3 separate regions of the Mus musculus genome follow, and regions 2 and 3 are each linked to region 1. The links are chromatin loops, found by intact Hi-C in ENCODE. Cell type or tissue: heart. All regions are shown on one strand.

Region 1 (2,500 bases):
AAATTATTTTTTTATTACGTATTTTCCTCAATTACATTTCCAATGCTATCCCAAAAGTCCCCCACACACACACCCCACTCCCCTACCTACCCATTTCCATTTTTTGGCCCTGGCGTTCCCCTGTACTGGGGCATATAAAGTTTGCCTGTCCAGTGGGCATCTCTTTCCAGTGATGGCCGACTAGGCCATCTCTTGATACATATGCAGCTAGAGTCAAGAGCTCTGGGGTACTGGTTAGTTCATAATGTTGTTGTACCTTCAGGGTTGCAGATCTCTTTAGCTTCTTGGATACTTTCTCTAGCTCCTCCATTGGGAGCGCTGTGCTCCATCCAATAGCTGACTGTGAGCATCTACTTATGTGTTTGCTAGGCGCTGGCCTAGTCTCACAAGAGACAGCTATATCAGGGTCCTTTCAGCAAAATCTTGCTAGTGTATGCAATGGTGTCATCGTTTGGAGGCTAATTATGGGATGGATCCCTGGGTATGGCAGTCTCTAGATGGTCCATCCTTTTGTCTCAGCTCCAAACTTTGTCTCTGTAACTCCTTCCATGGGTGATTGTTTCCAATTCTAAGAAGGGGCAAAGTGTCCACACTTTGGTCTTCATTCTTCTTCAGTTTAATGTGTTTTGCAAATTGTACCTTATATCTCGCTATACTAAGTTTCTAGGCTAATATCCACTTATCAGTGAGTACATATCATTTGAGTTCTTTTGTGATTGTGTTACCTCACTCAGGATGATGCCCTCCAGGTCCAACCATTTGCCTAGGAATTTCACAAATTCATTCTTTTTAATAACTGAGTAGTACTCCATTGTGTAAATGTACCACATTTTTTGTATCCATTCCTCTGTTGAGGGGCATCTGGGTTCTTTCCAGCTTCTGGCTATTATAAATAAGGCTGCTATGAACATAGTAGCCACCCGTTCTTTCTAATATTTGCATTTTAAGAAGCTTTTAAAGACTGGCTGAAAAGGTTGAAATTCTTCCCCACCAAATTTGTTGGAATAAATTTGTGGGAATTACCATAGGACGAGATGCTGCTTCCTAAACTGCATCAGCTGTACACATAGCTGTGTAGCACAATAGTTCCCTAGCAAGCACCAGTGGAAAGCTTGGCTCCTAGTAATGCCAGCTACAGCCACTAGAGGGAGCGCAAGGCTCCCTCTCCATTGCCTAAGGGTTGGCAGGTTAAGCTTGCCTGACTTAGCTTTTCTCTTTGGTAATCTCTCTTCCCCGCATACCCTCCGGCGGCCTTGTAAAGAAAATATTTTGCCTTCCTTCTTGCCCGCATCTTTCCTAGAGAAGGGAATGGCAAACTTCAGAGGGTCAGGAATCAAGTGTGGACTTAGATATGGAACCAAGAAGTCCTGTACCTGCAGAGGTGCTGAAGATGGCTCAAGTCTTTCCCTAGGCCTAGGAACAGAGAAGACCTCCCCAGAGTGCAGTATCACCTGTAAGGAGCTTATGTTCAAACCCTAGCCTGGCATCATTCGCGAGAGAGCATCTGCCGTGGTACCCATTATAGGTAGCTGGTGCAGACTATCAGGAGATGCAAGTATTTCTCCTTTGTATGCTACATAATTCTACTATGTCACAACACTCACTTCCCGCTTTACCGGAAGTGGCAAGTCCAATTTCCCTTACACTCTGATTCCAAGAAGGTGCTAAGCTTCCCAGTTTCAAGAGAAAAGACAACCCCATTTCCTGTAGCCATTTTCAAATGTGGTCCCCCTGGGCCGGCTTCACATCGTGACCTAAGAACTTGTCAGAAATACAAAAGCCAAGAGCCTACCTCAGACTGACAAGTAGGCATCACAGGTCTGACATTCTGGGCTGGGCCCATCATGCTTGTCTACTTTGGATGCCTGTGATACAGTGGGGATAAGAGCCCTAGAGAGTGGTTAGAGACTGAACCACCCCAAGCTAGCTACCTGTGGAACCACAAGGCAGCATTTCTCTATGGCAGAATACACAGGCAGAAGAATGCTCTCTGGAAAGGTCAAAATAACCCAATCCCAATCTTAATCTAAACGGTACCTCACAGCTTATCCCATGCCAGCAGGCCTGTTAGAACCTGCATCTCTTCCTTGCTTATAATAATCCCATGTAGCAAGTATCATCAATCCCATGAGAGCCTTAGGGTTGAGAGAAGAAATCAACTGTCCCAGACTGTCCAGACTTCAGGTGGGGAAGACAGGATATAAACAAAGGTCTACCAGAATCCAGGGTCCCAGGCTGAAGTCCCAACAACCATGTGATAAGCACTCTGGTTTCCCAGTCCACAGGGTCAGGGTGGACAGAGGCTCTGTGCATGGGTTCCATGGGTTTGACCTGGCCCTTGCTCACCACCGATCTTAGAAGTGCTCTTGTGATCCTCCCTGCCCCTGCAGCCTGGTCCCTACCCCACACCTGTGGCCCCTGGTTTCCACACCCCTTCTGGCAGCTATGCTCTGTAGTCTCCTGTACTTCTGTCTCTGGCTCCTTCAGCCAGCCCTACCTG
Region 2 (2,500 bases), 120 kb after region 1:
CAGTGTTGGGGACTGGAAGATGGGCGGGGGGGGGGGGGGGGGATCAGTCAGCGGCCTAACATGCCTGGCAGGTTCTATGGTGTCTCTAGATGAACATCCCGCCTACTGACTGAAATCAATTTTAGCAATTTCAGTAGGTCGGCCGTGTGACAACAGGGGCAACCCAGAGCTCAGCGATTCAAACAAAAATCCAAAGGCTCGTCCAGAACATGCTGGGAAAACCCTCGGACAGGATGGAATGAGCCGGCTCAGAGGGATCTTCTGCTTCTATGTAGCAATGCATAATAAATTCTGTCCGCCCGGAAAAAGCACTGATGAATTTCAAAGGCATAGTATGACACGCAGAGGTTCCAGGATACAGAAATCGACAGCACGTCGCCCTTCAAAGAAGCATAATGACTTTAAAGCCTCCTTTCCCTCCTATCTCGAATGTCACCACCGCTTATCAGGGAAAAGACCGTGGAAACCCCGGGAGGGACAGCCTGGGAAATAAGAGAAAGGAGTAGCTTTAGGTCCCTTTGGTGATGGGCTGCCCTGCAAGATGCTGTCATCCAGTCATCCAGGGAAGCATGAAGGGGCCTGGGCGGTGAGCGGAAGCACCGTATACCCAGACACACACCCACCAACACGCTCGGATGCAGGCTGGTCTGGGCCAGCAGCGTAGTGCTTGCCCCCCTCCCGCCGCCCTCGGCTTAGGTGATGGAGTGGAAGGGTGTGCTGATGAATGAATACACCTGAGATGCCTCCATCCTGACACTTGCGCCCTTCTTCCTTTGGCCACTGCAGAAAAGACCCTCAGTAGTTTCACTTTCCAGCGCAAACCCACCAGGGCTCTCCCGTCTCCATCCACCCACACTGCAGCCAGGCTGAAGCGGGCGGACATTCCCTCCTAAGCAGAGGCCATGATCGCACTTACCTTCACCTACCAAAAACGAAAAGGCATAAAGAAACCTGGAATCCCCAAACCTCCCCGCGTCCTAGCAACTTTTCTTGAAGGGACGGGGAGAGGGGACACAGAGCAGCCGGGAGACACGGCTCGGCGAAGGTCCCCCGCGGCCACCCGGGGATGCTCTGGGAGAAGGGGGGCCCCCAGGTCCTTCCAACAGCTGGCCCTTTAAAAGCACCTCCTCCGCGCGCTGAACAAAGGCACCGCTCCGGGGGCCCGCTGCGCCCGCCCGGGAGCTGCCGCCGGAGAGCGCAGCCGCCGCCCGCTTACCTCGCGGGTCCCCGGCAAGGGCTTGCGCGCGTCCAGCCCGGCTCGCGCTCCACGCTACAGTCAGCCCCGCTCTGTTTTTCTGCTACTCCGAGCTGACTTCACCGACACTGGGGCCGGCCAATGGGCGGCGGCGACCAGCCCCTCATTAGCATGGCCTGGAACCGTCCACTCCGGCAGCGCCCAGGGGGCGGGGCCTGGCCGGCCGTGACAGGAAGGGGCGTGTGCGCCAATGGGGAGGCGAGGAAGAGCCCGCCGCCAAGCCTGCGTCCCTGTGAGCGGGGCGCGCGCCCGCGGGTTCCCGCGGATGTCGCGCGCGCACCCGCTAACCCTTTCTACCCTGGGCTGCCCGCGAGTGACTCCAGACGCTGGCCCTGTGGTCTCTATAAGGGTTTGCCCACAGAGAGCTTGAAAAGAACAGTAAGCGTAAAATAACAGTGTGTCCTAGCTATAAACAAATTACTTAACCCTGTGCCCTTTTGCTGATCTGTAAAATGGCACCATAATTCCTCTTGATAAAATGTAGTGAATAAAAGCTTGCCAATGGCACTGTCAGTCTGATTATATTCTACCAGACAGTTGCCTAATGCTCCCTATTTTCTCATTTGATTTTCCCAGCCTTGTGAAAAAGACGTTGTTACTAGTTTCTCGTTTTAGTCTTTATTTATTTATTTATTTATTTATTTATTTATTTATTTATTTATTTTTGGACAGGCGGCTCACGTATTCTAGCGCGGCCTCAAACTCACCGTGCAGCCAAAGATGATCCTTAATCCCACCTTCTGGGATTAGAGGCTGCCCCACATACTCACACCCCAGGCCAACCTCCTGACTCAGCCTCTAGAGCGGATTATTGGCTGCACCACTCTGCAAATTGGGGAGAAAAGAGTTTATTTGGCTTACACTTCCACAACACTGCTCCCCATTGAAGGAAGTCAGGACAGGAACTCAAACAGGGCAGGAGTCAGGAAGCTGATACAGAGGGATACCGCATACTGGCTTGCTCTCCATGGCTTGCTTAGTCTGTTTTCATATAGAATCCAAGACCATGAGCTCAGGATGGCCCATCCACAATGGGTTGGAACCTCCCCCATCAGTCACTAATTTTAAAAATGCCCTACAGGCTTGCCTACAGCCCCATCTTACGGAGGCATTTTCTTAATTGTGGTTCCCTCCCCTCAGATGACCTTAGCCTGTGTCAAGTTGACTTACAACTTTCCAACACAACAGAATAGTCACCTGAGCACAATTAATTCTTTTCTGCTATCTTGGGCAAGAATCTTCAGC
Region 3 (2,500 bases), 150 kb after region 1:
CCACACCTGCTCGTCATATCAAGTGGCTAGAGACTCCCTAAATCATTAAGACTCAGTTGGCTCCCTCCCAGAGCAGGTGTGGAAGAGTTTCCAGCCCAGCAGCTCCTCTTGCAAAGCTGGAGCAGAAATGAGGATCTGATTACTGAAAGGGGGTCCAGTGAGTAGCTATGCCGACCTCCTTTAGCCATAGGATTAGCCTCAAAGCCAAAGCTTAAGAAACTTCTGGGGAATCCCAGCACTCGGGAGGCAGAGGCAGGCAGATTTCTGAGTTCGAGGCCAGCCTGGTCTACAAAGTGAGTTCCAGGACAGCCAGTACAATACAGAGAAACCCTGTCTCGGAAAACAAACAAACAAACAAACAAATAACAAAACAAACAAACAAAACAAAACAAAAAAACCTTCTGGGGAAGGTCTTCAGCCACGGCCCAGTGAAGCCATGGTCCCTTGTTTAAATCTAGATTCCACAACCATTTGCCATGTGACCTTGAAGTGCCCAGGCAACCTTTCCAATTCTCAGTTTCTATATCTAGGAAAGAAAAATAGTGATTTTTCCTCAGTATCCTAAGATGCCATCTGATACATAGTACCTATGTTCAAAGAATGGCACTACCTGATTTCTTAGGAAGGGATGCTTAAACATTAAGAGCAATGTCCAGGGCTAAGCTGAAATCTATTCCTTAGAAGTATACATTGTAACATTAGGCCAGTGTACCATGTGCTGGACATGATGTTGAGTGCTTCCCCTAGGATCTCAAAAACCTCAGGTATGCATCAGCATTACAAAAGTTTAGAAATGTTACATAGTTTCCATAGGTTAAGCAGCAAAAGCCCATGTCCTCCTTCTGTCTGAGATGCAATTTAGCAATTCCTAGCAGAGCAGGATGGAACTGCGAGAAGTGTTTGGTAGACTGAGGAAAAGCAGACTTGCTCAGGTCCATGGGGCTAGACTGCCCTCTAGTGTTAGAGAGCTCGGATGGCTCAGGGAAAGTAGGACTGGCAGGCTCATCCCCACAGCAAGTCCCAGTGAATCTCCTGACTCTACTTTCTCCATATTGCTGGGTATTCAGGCATATGTAACTACATCTCGGTTTTAAATGTGATTCTGTTCCAAACTCAAGTCTTGATGCTTGCACAGGGAACATTCTTACCAGTGGTGCCATAGGAGTTCCTTCTAAAACCCAATGCTTCCCAGACAATCACCCTTCCCCAACAAAACAGGTGGCCAGCACTTCCAAGGTCCAGGATTCAGTTCTTGGTGAGGGCTTACTTCCTGTCTCAGAGAAGACAGTCTTGTCTTTCTCAGTTTTAGCTGGTCCTTCTGTGCTCTTTGGGCCAGTTTGAAGTATTGAGTATATGAATACCCATAAACTCAGTGATGACTAAAGGTGTGTGTGTGTGTGTGTGTGTGTGTGTGTGTGTGTGTGTGTTGCCTGTCTGACTGACTAGGAGGAGTGTCAAAGATGTACTTAGCTTTCAAATGTTCCCCCACTGTCCACAATGCCTGGGCAGTGTGGATGCCACATAGGAAGAACTGAAGATTTGCAATTGAGCGATAGAAAGAATACCCCCATACCTAGATGGAAAACTCTGCCACTGCGTCAGATCTATTGACTCTGTGATGTTTCGATAAGTTCTGCGATGATGCTGAAGACTCCAAAGCTTGAGGAGACCCAGTTTACAGAGATTTCTAGAGAAACAGGGCTCGAATCCTAATCAAATCATGTCAGACTATACCTCCATGTTGGGAACAAAAAAGGGGGGACCCTGGGGAGGCCCTGGGGGAAGGGAAAAGGGGCCCAACATCTGGCCAGAGTTCCTGTGCTCTGAGCAGGCAGATGCAGGCTTGGGGAGGGGGGCTCCCAGATGCTTTCCACTCAGCCCTGGGTGGGCATCTAAGCCTCTGACCCACTCATCAGGGGGTGGAGAAGGGGCAGCCCCAACCTGGGGACAATGGAGCTACCTTGCTAAACCTGGGTTGTAGGAGAGAGGGATAAGGGAAGAGGTTCCCAACACCGACCAGAGTGTGCAGCGGATCTTGATGGAGCAGAGACTCTCTATGGTTTAAGAGCTTTATTATAGAAATGTAGGGAGAAAGGGAAGAGAGAGAGAGAGAGAGAGAGAGAGAGAGAGAGAGAGAGAGAGAGAGAGAGAGAGAGCTAGAGAGAAAAAGAATAAGAGAGAGGAGAGGAGAAGATAAAGGAGAAAAGACAAAGAGAGGGGAGAGAGAGGAGTAAGAAGTAAGAGAGTGAGGAGTAAGAGTAAGAGAGCAAGGTGGGGGCTGAGCACCCCTTTTATGGTCTTCACTGTTGCTAGGTAACTGGGGAGGAGTATAGCCTGAAGGTCAGAAGCTTGGTCCATTGTCTATATGACTACTGGCCATGCTTCTCTTGTGGGGGCTGTAGGGGGTGGTAACTTAGGCAGAGGCCAGAGTTCCAGGAGCATGAGGGAACACCTACCATGTCATGTAGGTGAATTATGACCATCGGGGTTCAGACCTCAG

What was found. A loop is a pair of places that touch in the nucleus more often than their neighbours do. Peaks named below come from ENCODE experiments on the same cell type or tissue, not always from the same donor. Only the 100,000 strongest peaks of a DNase experiment are listed, where the experiment ranks them.
Region 2: a loop joins it to region 1, with 3 times the contacts of the local background. A loop is called at or near these places in 13 of 42 quality-filtered maps.
Region 3: it touches region 1 in a loop (7-fold over the local background); 36 of 42 quality-filtered maps call a loop at or near these places.

The regions. Positions count from the first base shown.
Region 1 is chr19:40,390,525-40,393,024 of GRCm38, forward strand. All of the region lies in intron 5 of Sorbs1 (sorbin and SH3 domain containing 1), which reads right to left. Among named protein-coding and RNA genes, the nearest start is that of A930028N01Rik, 95 kb to the left of the region's middle. In heart, no CTCF peak of the experiment used is centred here; a DNase peak (open chromatin) is centred at 1,147.
Region 2 is chr19:40,512,455-40,514,954 of GRCm38, forward strand. Sorbs1 (sorbin and SH3 domain containing 1) reads right to left here and starts at 1,282. Exons shown (of 29, transcript NM_178362.1): 1 at 917-1,282. In heart, a CTCF peak has its summit at 1,351; DNase peaks (open chromatin) are centred at 607, 1,377 and 2,007; H3K4me3 peaks cover 1,815 bases; H3K27ac peaks cover 1,761 bases.
Region 3 is chr19:40,544,113-40,546,612 of GRCm38, forward strand. No RefSeq gene overlaps it. Among named protein-coding and RNA genes, the nearest start is that of Sorbs1, 32 kb to the left of the region's middle. In heart, no CTCF peak of the experiment used is centred here; no DNase peak of the experiment used is centred here.